Regions from separate parts of the Homo sapiens genome. Here regions 1 and 3 are each linked to region 2. A link is a contact called in ENCODE Hi-C or POLR2A ChIA-PET data. All regions are on one chromosome and are shown on one strand. Each heading gives the region's core, a stretch centred on a gene start or an enhancer-like site at or near the end of the contact. The rest is flanking DNA. Distances are from core to core; before and after follow the strand shown.

What was found. Hi-C counts contacts between places; a loop is a spot of excess contacts on that map. ChIA-PET counts read pairs that join two places held with the same protein, here RNA polymerase II (POLR2A). Pooled maps may share reads with other maps.
Region 1: a pooled map shows a loop between it and region 2 (2.6-fold over the local background). The contact joins two enhancer-like sites. A Hi-C loop is called at or near these places in 1 of 50 pooled maps. POLR2A ChIA-PET finds 5 or more read pairs at or near these places in 4 of 52 experiments (A673, GM12878, H1 and 1 more).
Region 3: a pooled map shows a loop between it and region 2 (2.5-fold over the local background). The contact joins two enhancer-like sites. A Hi-C loop is called at or near these places in 1 of 50 pooled maps. POLR2A ChIA-PET finds 5 or more read pairs at or near these places in 4 of 52 experiments (A673, BJ, PC-3 and 1 more).

Annotation. Positions count from the first base shown.
Region 1 is chr18:23,090,272-23,092,971 of GRCh38, reverse strand. No RefSeq gene overlaps it. Among named protein-coding and RNA genes, the nearest start is that of CABLES1, 44 kb to the left of the region's middle. Within about 2 kb of position 1,436, at least 3 of the 41 ENCODE cell types and tissues checked have a DNase peak (open chromatin) inside an H3K27ac peak, as active enhancers do; they include OCI-LY7, where a contact is called at or near this core.
Region 2 is chr18:23,259,184-23,261,883 of GRCh38, reverse strand. It overlaps CABLES1 (Cdk5 and Abl enzyme substrate 1), which reads right to left. Exons shown (of 10, transcript NM_001100619.3): 10 at 1,414-2,700. It also overlaps a transcript of SLC35D4 not described here. Among named protein-coding and RNA genes, the nearest start is that of CABLES1, 130 kb to the right of the region's middle. RefSeq lists enhancers at 2,242-2,291, 1,922-2,585. Within about 2 kb of position 1,348, at least 34 of the 41 ENCODE cell types and tissues checked have a DNase peak (open chromatin) inside an H3K27ac peak, as active enhancers do; they include OCI-LY7, PC-3 and endothelial cell of umbilical vein, where a contact is called at or near this core.
Region 3 is chr18:23,487,060-23,489,759 of GRCh38, reverse strand. No RefSeq gene overlaps it. Among named protein-coding and RNA genes, the nearest start is that of RMC1, 15 kb to the left of the region's middle. RefSeq lists an enhancer at 1,348-1,517. Within about 2 kb of position 1,344, at least 19 of the 41 ENCODE cell types and tissues checked have a DNase peak (open chromatin) inside an H3K27ac peak, as active enhancers do; they include PC-3 and endothelial cell of umbilical vein, where a contact is called at or near this core.

The DNA of each region.
Region 1 (2,700 bases), core at 187-2,686, 170 kb after region 2:
ACAGGGATTTCCTTTTCTTTCTTTCTTTCTTTTTTGAGATGGAGTCTCACTCTGTCACCCAGGCTGGAGTGCAGTGACGCAATCTCAGCTCACTGCAACCTCCACTTCCCAGGTTCAAGTGATTCTCCTGCCTCAGCCTCCTGAGTAACTGGGATTACAGGCACCCGCCACTATGCCCAGCTAATTTTTGTATTTTTAGTAGAGATGAGGTTTCACCATGTTGGCCAGGCTGGTCTCAAACTCCTAACCTCAGGCGACCCACCCACCTCGGCCTCCCAAAGTGCTGGGATCACAAGTGTGAGCCACCGTGCCCAGCCAACATAACAGGGATTTCTAAGTGTGATGGTTAATTTTAGGTGTCAACTTGAATGAATTGAGAAATATCTAGAGAGGTGGTAAACCATCATTTTGGATGTGTTGGTGAGGTGTTTCCAGAGGAGACTGGATTGTGATTTGGTGAACTGAGCAGGGAAGATCTGCTCTCAGTGTGGGCAGGCAACGTTCAATCGACTGGTGGACCACAGAGAATAGAAAGACAGAGGGAAGGCAGAGTCTCATGCTCTCTCCTGGAGCTGGGACGGCCTTCTCCTCTTGCCCTTGGACAGCAGGACTCCAGGCTCCCTGGCCTTTGGACTCCGGGACTTACACCAGCATCCTCCTCCACCAGCCCCGAGTTCGCAGGGCTTTGGCCACGGACTGAGAGTTATACCATTGGCTTCCCCAGTTCTGAGGCTTCGAACTTGGGCAAAGCCACACTACCATCATCCCCGGGTCTCCAGCTTCCAGATGGCCTGTCATGGGACTTCTCAGCTTCCATAATCACATGAGCCAATTCCCCTCATAAATCCCCTCTCATGTCTCTATATATCCTATTGGATCCATCTATCTGGAGAACACTGACTCATCTAAAGCATCTTAAAAATAAGAATATATATATATATATATATATTTTAAAAAGGAATATATATGTGTACACACACACACACACACACACACACACACACACACATATATATATATTTTTTTTTTTTTTTGAGACAGGATCTTGCTCTGCCACCCAGGCTGGAGTGCAGTGGCGCCATTATGGCTCACTGCAGCCTTGACCTCCTGGGCTCAAGCAATACCCCTGCCTTGGCCTCCTGAGTAGCTGGGACTACAGGCACGTGCCACCAAAACTGGCTAAAAATATACACATATTCTTAAAAATGATTATTCAGCCATGACTTGCAATTTATAAAGAACAAGAACAAAGCTTATCTTTAAAATAATCATTTTATTAATCGTCCATTGCCACTCCTTTGGTCAGAGTTTCTCTAGGTGGTAGCTGCTTTTCTCACTCCTATTCTTTAATATAGCAAAAGAAGAAGCCTTCAAATGAAGTTAATATGAAACCAGAGACAGTGAAGAGAGAGAACCAGAGGTTGAGAAGAGGAAATACCAGCTTCTTTCGGGATGATGTTACTTCCTTTTTCAAGACAAAAAAAAAAAAAACAGTCTTTTCATGTTGGATTGTCAAGGCATAAATTGTAGTGTGGTTCCTAAATGTCTGACAATAGGGAAATCATTTAATAAATTATAGTACTGTCAAACAATGAAGTATCATGAGCCAATTAAAATGAATTTTTTAGGTTGGGTGCAGTGGCTCACGCCTGTAATCCCAGCACTTTGACAGGCTGAGGCAGGTGGATTGCTTGAGGTCAGGAGTTTGAGTCCAGCCTGGCCAACATGGTGAAACTCCGTCTCTACTAAAAATACAAAAGTTAGCTGGGTGTGGTGGTGCGTGCTTGTAATCCCAGCTACTCAAGAGGCTGAGGCAGGAGACTCTTTAACCTGGGAGGCGGAGGTTGCAGTGAGCTGAGATGGCACCAGGGCTCTCCAGCCTGGGCAACAGAGACTCTGTCTCAAAATAATAATAATAGTAATAATAATAATAAGTTTTTAATGGGCAACATTTTAGTGTGGAGAAATCCATAAGATAAAGTGATAAATGATAAAAATCAGAATATAAAACTATGTGTGATATGATTACAAGGTTGTTTTATACACACACACAAGATAGGCATTGCAGTATTAACAGAGGTTATCATCAGATGTTGAAGTTATGGCTTTAAAAACATGAATTATTATACTTTTTATTTTCCAAATATTTATATGGGCATTTATTATTTTTATAATAAAAGTTGGATATAAAATAATAAAGGGTTTTCATATTGTGGTTGAACTGTAAATGAGAGTTACTGAAGATTAGAGTTTCCAAAAATAAACATGTGGTTTTAATAGTCCTGTCTCATTGTGAATAGAAATACAATTTTTCGGCCGGGCGCGGTGGCTCACGCCTGGAATCCCAACACACTGGGAGGCTGAGGTGGGTGGATCACGAGGTCAGGAGTTCAAGACCAGTCCGGCCAACATGGTGAAAACCCGTCTCTACTAAAAATACAAAAATTAGCCGGTCGTTGTGGTGCGTGCCTATAATCCCAGCTACTTGGGAAGCTGAGACAGGAGAATTTCTTGAACCCGGGAGGGGGAGGTTGCAGTGAGCTGAGATCATGCCACTGCACTCCAGCTTGGGTGACAGAGCAAGACTCCGTCTTGGAAAAAAAAGAAGAAGAAGAAATACAGATTTTCTATGTTGTTTTCCCTTATCCTAGGTGCTTTTTAGCAGATTCCTATTGCACTAAGTGGTTCAGATCTTCTTAG
Region 2 (2,700 bases), core at 99-2,598:
CACAACTGTCAACTTTATGATGGTGCAAAAGCATTCCGTATAAATGTACTTTGAATTTTGATCCTTACCAGGCTAGCCATGTGCTGTATGATACCCCTTGGAGATGCTAGGCTGAATCATCTCACATAAAGCCTATTTTGTAAGAAGGTGTTGACTATCTCATGTAATTTATCAAATACTGTACAAAAGTGTTCTGAGTGTATTTGAGGTAGGAAAGGTTAAGCTGTGATGTTTAGTAGGTTAGATGTACTTTTTTCTTTTTTTTCTGAGACAGGGTCTTGCTCCCTTCACCCAGGCTGGAGTGCAGTGGTGTGATCACTGCAGCCTTGACCTCCTGGACTCTGGTGATTCTCCCACCTCAGCCTCCCAACTAGCTGGGACTACAGGCGTGTACCACCATGCCCAGTTAATTTTTTGTATTTTCAGTAGAGACAGGGTTTTGCCATGTTGCCCAGGCTGGTGTCAAGCAATCCACCCACCTCGGCCTCCCAGAGTGCTGGGATTACAGGTGTGAGCCACTGTGCCTGCCCCACCCAGCCCTTAAAAAACAAAATAGAGACATGGTCTTGCTCTGTTGCCCAGACTGGAATAAGGTGGAATGATCCTAGCTCACTGCAGCCTTGAACTCCTGGGATCAAGTGATCCTTCTGTCTTAGCTTCCTGAGTAGCTGGGACTACAGGTGTAAGCCACCACACCTAGCCGTACTAGGTGTATTGATGTTGTATAGATGATGTGTCATCTGAAGTCAAGAAGTCTGTGTGTGAGGAAGCACAGTACTCGCGAGGCATTTCTTTGTGGTTTTGCCAGTCTTAGGTTTGCAGCCTTTCTGGACTACCTATTTCGAAGTCTAAAGGGCCCTTTATGGGGTGGGGGCTCTTAGATAGCACCCCTTCCCATCCTGGCCTGGGTCCCTTCCGCTGGGCTGTGTGCAGGTGGCAAGAGGACCTTTCCCCTTCACCTGCCATTTTTCTTCTTTTCCAGCTTTGAATCTCAGCTTTGCTTTGCAGCTGCATGACTGGAAGCTGCTTTTTATTGACATTGGTGTTGGTGATGTGATTCCAGATTTACACTCAGTTTACTCCCTGCTCTTGCTGGCCCTCAGCACTGTGCTTACCCAACTGTGCCAACAGCCCCGGGGAGGTGACGTCAGGGCGCGCCCCCATCCCCAACCCCAAAAATCCCCCTTGATTTGAAAGATGTCTTTTGTTGCTGAACAGGTAACAAAACCACCTGGCTCAAATGCACTTCATTCTCCAGCCTCCCCCCACCCCACCCACTTAAGCTTGCAGCAGGGCAGAAAGGCTTCAGGCTCTCAGGAGTCACGGGAGGCAGCCAGGGCTGGGGAGGGCAAGGGGCCAGCTGTTCAGCACTAAGCCGGAAACGTCTGAGTGAGAGATAAAGAACTCAGCAGCCAGAGCATTCAACAGTTTTATTTGCTGTTGGGGAATGAAGGGAACAGGAAGGAATGACATGGAGGGGAAGGAAGCTCCTTACTCCCGTCACTAAGGTAGGGCACGTGGTACAGAGTGGCTTGTGTGAAGCGGCCGCCCCAAGCTGAGCCTGCAGCTGATAACCACAGACACCCTGGCAGGGAAATCTGTGATCGGAACAACAAAATGCCAAGGAAAACAAAACCCATTTGCATTTGGTATGAATTTCCTGTTTAAATAGGTTTTATTAGCGGGCAAGAAAGGAAAAGTGGTGACTTCAAGGTGTCATTGGGCTGGCAAGGGCTCGGGCCCCTGGAGGGGTACAGTGGGGGCTGGGCCACACTCCCTGCTGCCCGTTTCCTCCTGGGGGCAGCTGCAGCAACCTCTTGGCTTGTCTGCTTCCTGTCTCTTACCTAACAGTCAAGGCTCACTAGAGGAGTCCCGGGCCCCCTAGGCTGGCTCCGGGGGAAAAGGAATCAGGCAGAACCGGCTAGTATTATCCCAAGGAGTGTGGCTGGGCGGAGCTTCCCCACAGATCTCTGAGTGTGGGGAGGACTGGAGAGGCCTCAGGGCAGTCCTGAGAGGGGGCAGGGCTTACAAGGGGCTGAAGCTGCCCTCTGTGGAGGAGGTCAAAGGGCAAAACCTCAGAGCCAGTCTACTGCCTGGCCTTCTCGCTTCACAGGCTCAGACTTCCTCCTCGCCGAAGCCCAAGGCTGCGACGTGTCTGGAATGTTCCGTGTCACAGAGGTGCCTCTGGCAGTGACCTGCATCTCTCACCCTCCTCCACTTCCTTTGCCTCCGAAAAGCTCATGTCATGGACGTGCAAAAGGAGACCTCCTGATAAAATGCCTTCTCAGCCCCGACTCCTCACAAATAAATTAAAACCCACAAAACTGTCCATTCCACAAATCCACAGGCCAGGAGACAGTTTAAAATGAAAATGCATCTTTAAAAAGTAATGGACCACTAACTTCATGGGCTCACCTCATAAATGCTAAAAACCAAACAAATCACCCCAAATCCAAGTAAATTAGCCTGATTTTATCACACAGGAAAGGACTCAGGCTTCTCTCCCCACGTCTGGGCTGGCGGCCTGTCATCCATCGGACGTCCCTCCCCCCACCCCACTCCCCAGAGCTTGGCAGGAAATTCGGGGGCAGATGGGCAGTGGGGAGCTCTCTAGACCATTCTCAGATACCACAGGACCTGCTTCTCAGAAAGGCTCTCCCCCTGTAGGCACTGACCAGGAAGGTGGATGGCTTATCAGAG
Region 3 (2,700 bases), core at 95-2,594, 230 kb before region 2:
CACCCAGCACTTTGGGAAGCCAAGATGGGTGGATCACTTGAGGTCAGGAGTTTGAGACCAGCCTGTTCAACATATGAAACCCCATCTCTACTAAAAATATAAAAATTAGCCTGGTGTAGTGGCCCACACCTGTAATCCCAGCTACTCAGGAAGCTGGGGCAGGAGAATCACTTGAACTCAGGAGGCAGAAATTGCAGTGAGCCGAGATCAAGCCATTGCACTCCAGCCTGGGTGACAGAGCAAGACTCCATCTCAAAAAAAAAAAAAAAGAAAGAAAAAAACAGTGCTATTTCTTAGAATTCAGATTCCTAGGCCCTATTCTGGCATCCTTGCTTGGGAGCAAACCCCTCACGTGATTATTTTCAGCCAAACTGACACCTGTTCACAGACAAACACATGAGACCACTAGTTAGTTGTGAAATTCAAACCTGAATATGAACTGTTAATAAACTAAGTCAAGGCCAGGCACGGTGGCTCATGCCTGTAATCCCAGCACTTTGAGAGGCCGAAACGGGCAGATCGCCTGTGGTCAAGAGATCGAGACCATCCTGGCCAACATGGTAAAACCCCGTCTCTACTAAAGATACAAAAATTAGCCGGGTGTGGGGGCGTGCGCCTGTAATCCCAGCTACTCGGGAGGCTGAGGCAGGAGAATCTCTTGAACCCGGGAGGCGGAGCTTGCAGTGAGCCAAGATTGCGCCACTGCACTCCAGTCTGGGCGACAGAGTGAGACTCCGTCTCAAAAAATAATAAATAAATAAACTAAATCAAAATAAAATATTAAAATCAAAATAAAAGATTTTCTCATGAATCCTCAAGTTTTGGCACAGGTGGAACCCGAAAACATTAGAATATGAGAAAACAATTAGCAAATTAATTAAGATCTTCGTTTTCATTAATTGTGAAGGCAGTTCTTTTACCTTTTGTGAAGACATTGGAGAACAAGGCAGCTAGAACCTGAGAAGCCGTGATTCTGTAGAGAGGGAAGCCTGGAGAAGGGAGGCTCACTTTTTTTTTTTTGAGATGGAGTCTTGCCCTGTCGCCCAGACTGGAGTACAATGGTGCCATCTTGACTCACTGCAACCACCGCCTCCTGGATTCAAGTGATTCTCCTGCCTCAGCCTCCCAAGTAGCTGGGATTACAGGCGCCTGCCACCACACCTGGCTAATTTTTTGTATCTTTAGTAGAGACGGCGTTTCACCATGTTGGCCAGGCTGGTCTTGAACTCCTGACCTCGTGATCCACCCGCTTCGGCCTCTCACAGTGCTGGGATTACAGGCATGAGCCACTTCAGCCCGCCGGAAGCTGACATTTGCTGCCGCTTTGTTCCACAATGAACTTGCTGCTTTGAAAGCGGTGACTGAGAGGTTGAGACACTGAGCAGAAAAGGAAAGCTAAGAAGCTGAAAAGCTGTTAAAACTTTTTTTAAGGCAGATTCAGGACTGGGACAGTAAAATCTGGGGTACAGAGCCTGCTAGAGGCAGTCCTGGGGCCCTGGAGGGGACTCTGACCTAGGAACAGGTCAACTAAAATAGGGGGAAACCTTAAGTGCAGCCTCGAGCCAGCTCTACCCTTGATGGATACCTGGCTGCCCTGCCCACTGCTGGGGTTACTGAATCAGCGCTTAGTTCATTAGTTTGTTTTTCTTCTCCTTTCTTAGTTTACTATGAGCCAGTGTTTCCGGAGCCACCAAAAAAGCTCAATATAACTCCTGGTGTTTAAGATAAGCACTTGACATGCTTGTTTTCCTTTTACAGCAGCTTAAAATGTGCGTCTGACAGTTTCTAAAACCTAAAACAACACATAGGCTTTTCTGTTTATTTTTATTCTTATTTTTATTTTAAGTTCCGCTTTTCTGTTTTGCTGAGTTTTGTTTGCTTTAATTTTTGTTTTATAGTCTTTGTTAGACTCTATGACAGATGTCTGAAGGCATATGTAGCCAAATTTGTATAGTGGCTCTCACTACTTGGCATGTTTTCAGGTGGCTTTTACTTTGTTCTTTAAACTTTCTAAAGTCCTTTTTGTTTTAAAATGAGGATGAATAATATTTACAAAGAGCTATTTCTAAAGTATGTATTTGCTGGCAAATCTTGACTACGTATCACTGTTTTGGAACCTGCTTTTTCATTTCAGAAGTGTTTTATGTTTGAATGCATCTTTCTTTCTCTCTTTTCTTTCTTTCTTTCTTTCTTTCTTTCTTTCTTTCTTTCTTTCTTTCTTTCTTTCTTTCTTTTTCTTTCTTTTTTTTTTTTTTGAGACGGAATTTCCCTCTGTGGTCCAGACTGGAGTGCAGTGGTGCGATCTCGGCTCACTGCAACCTCCACCCCCCGGGTTCAAGTGATTCTCCTGCCTCAGCCTCCCAAGTAGCTGGGATTACAGGTGCCTGCCACCATGCCCAGCTAATTTTTGTATTTTTAGTAGAGATGGGGTTTTGCCATGTTGGCCAGGCTGGGCTTGAACTTTTGACCTCAGGTGATCCACACGCCTCGGCCTCCCAAAGTGCTGGTATTACAGGCGTGAGCCACCGTGCCGGGCCTGAATGCATGTTTCTTTCTACATTTGCATTTGCATGTACATATGTATATAACAAGTGTCAGGAGTAATGTATATGGTGATTGTCTTGTACTGTGGGTGATTTCTGCTTTTTTCCCCCTATGGTTTCCAGAAGTTTCAGGAGGGTCTGCAGATGCTGGTAAGAC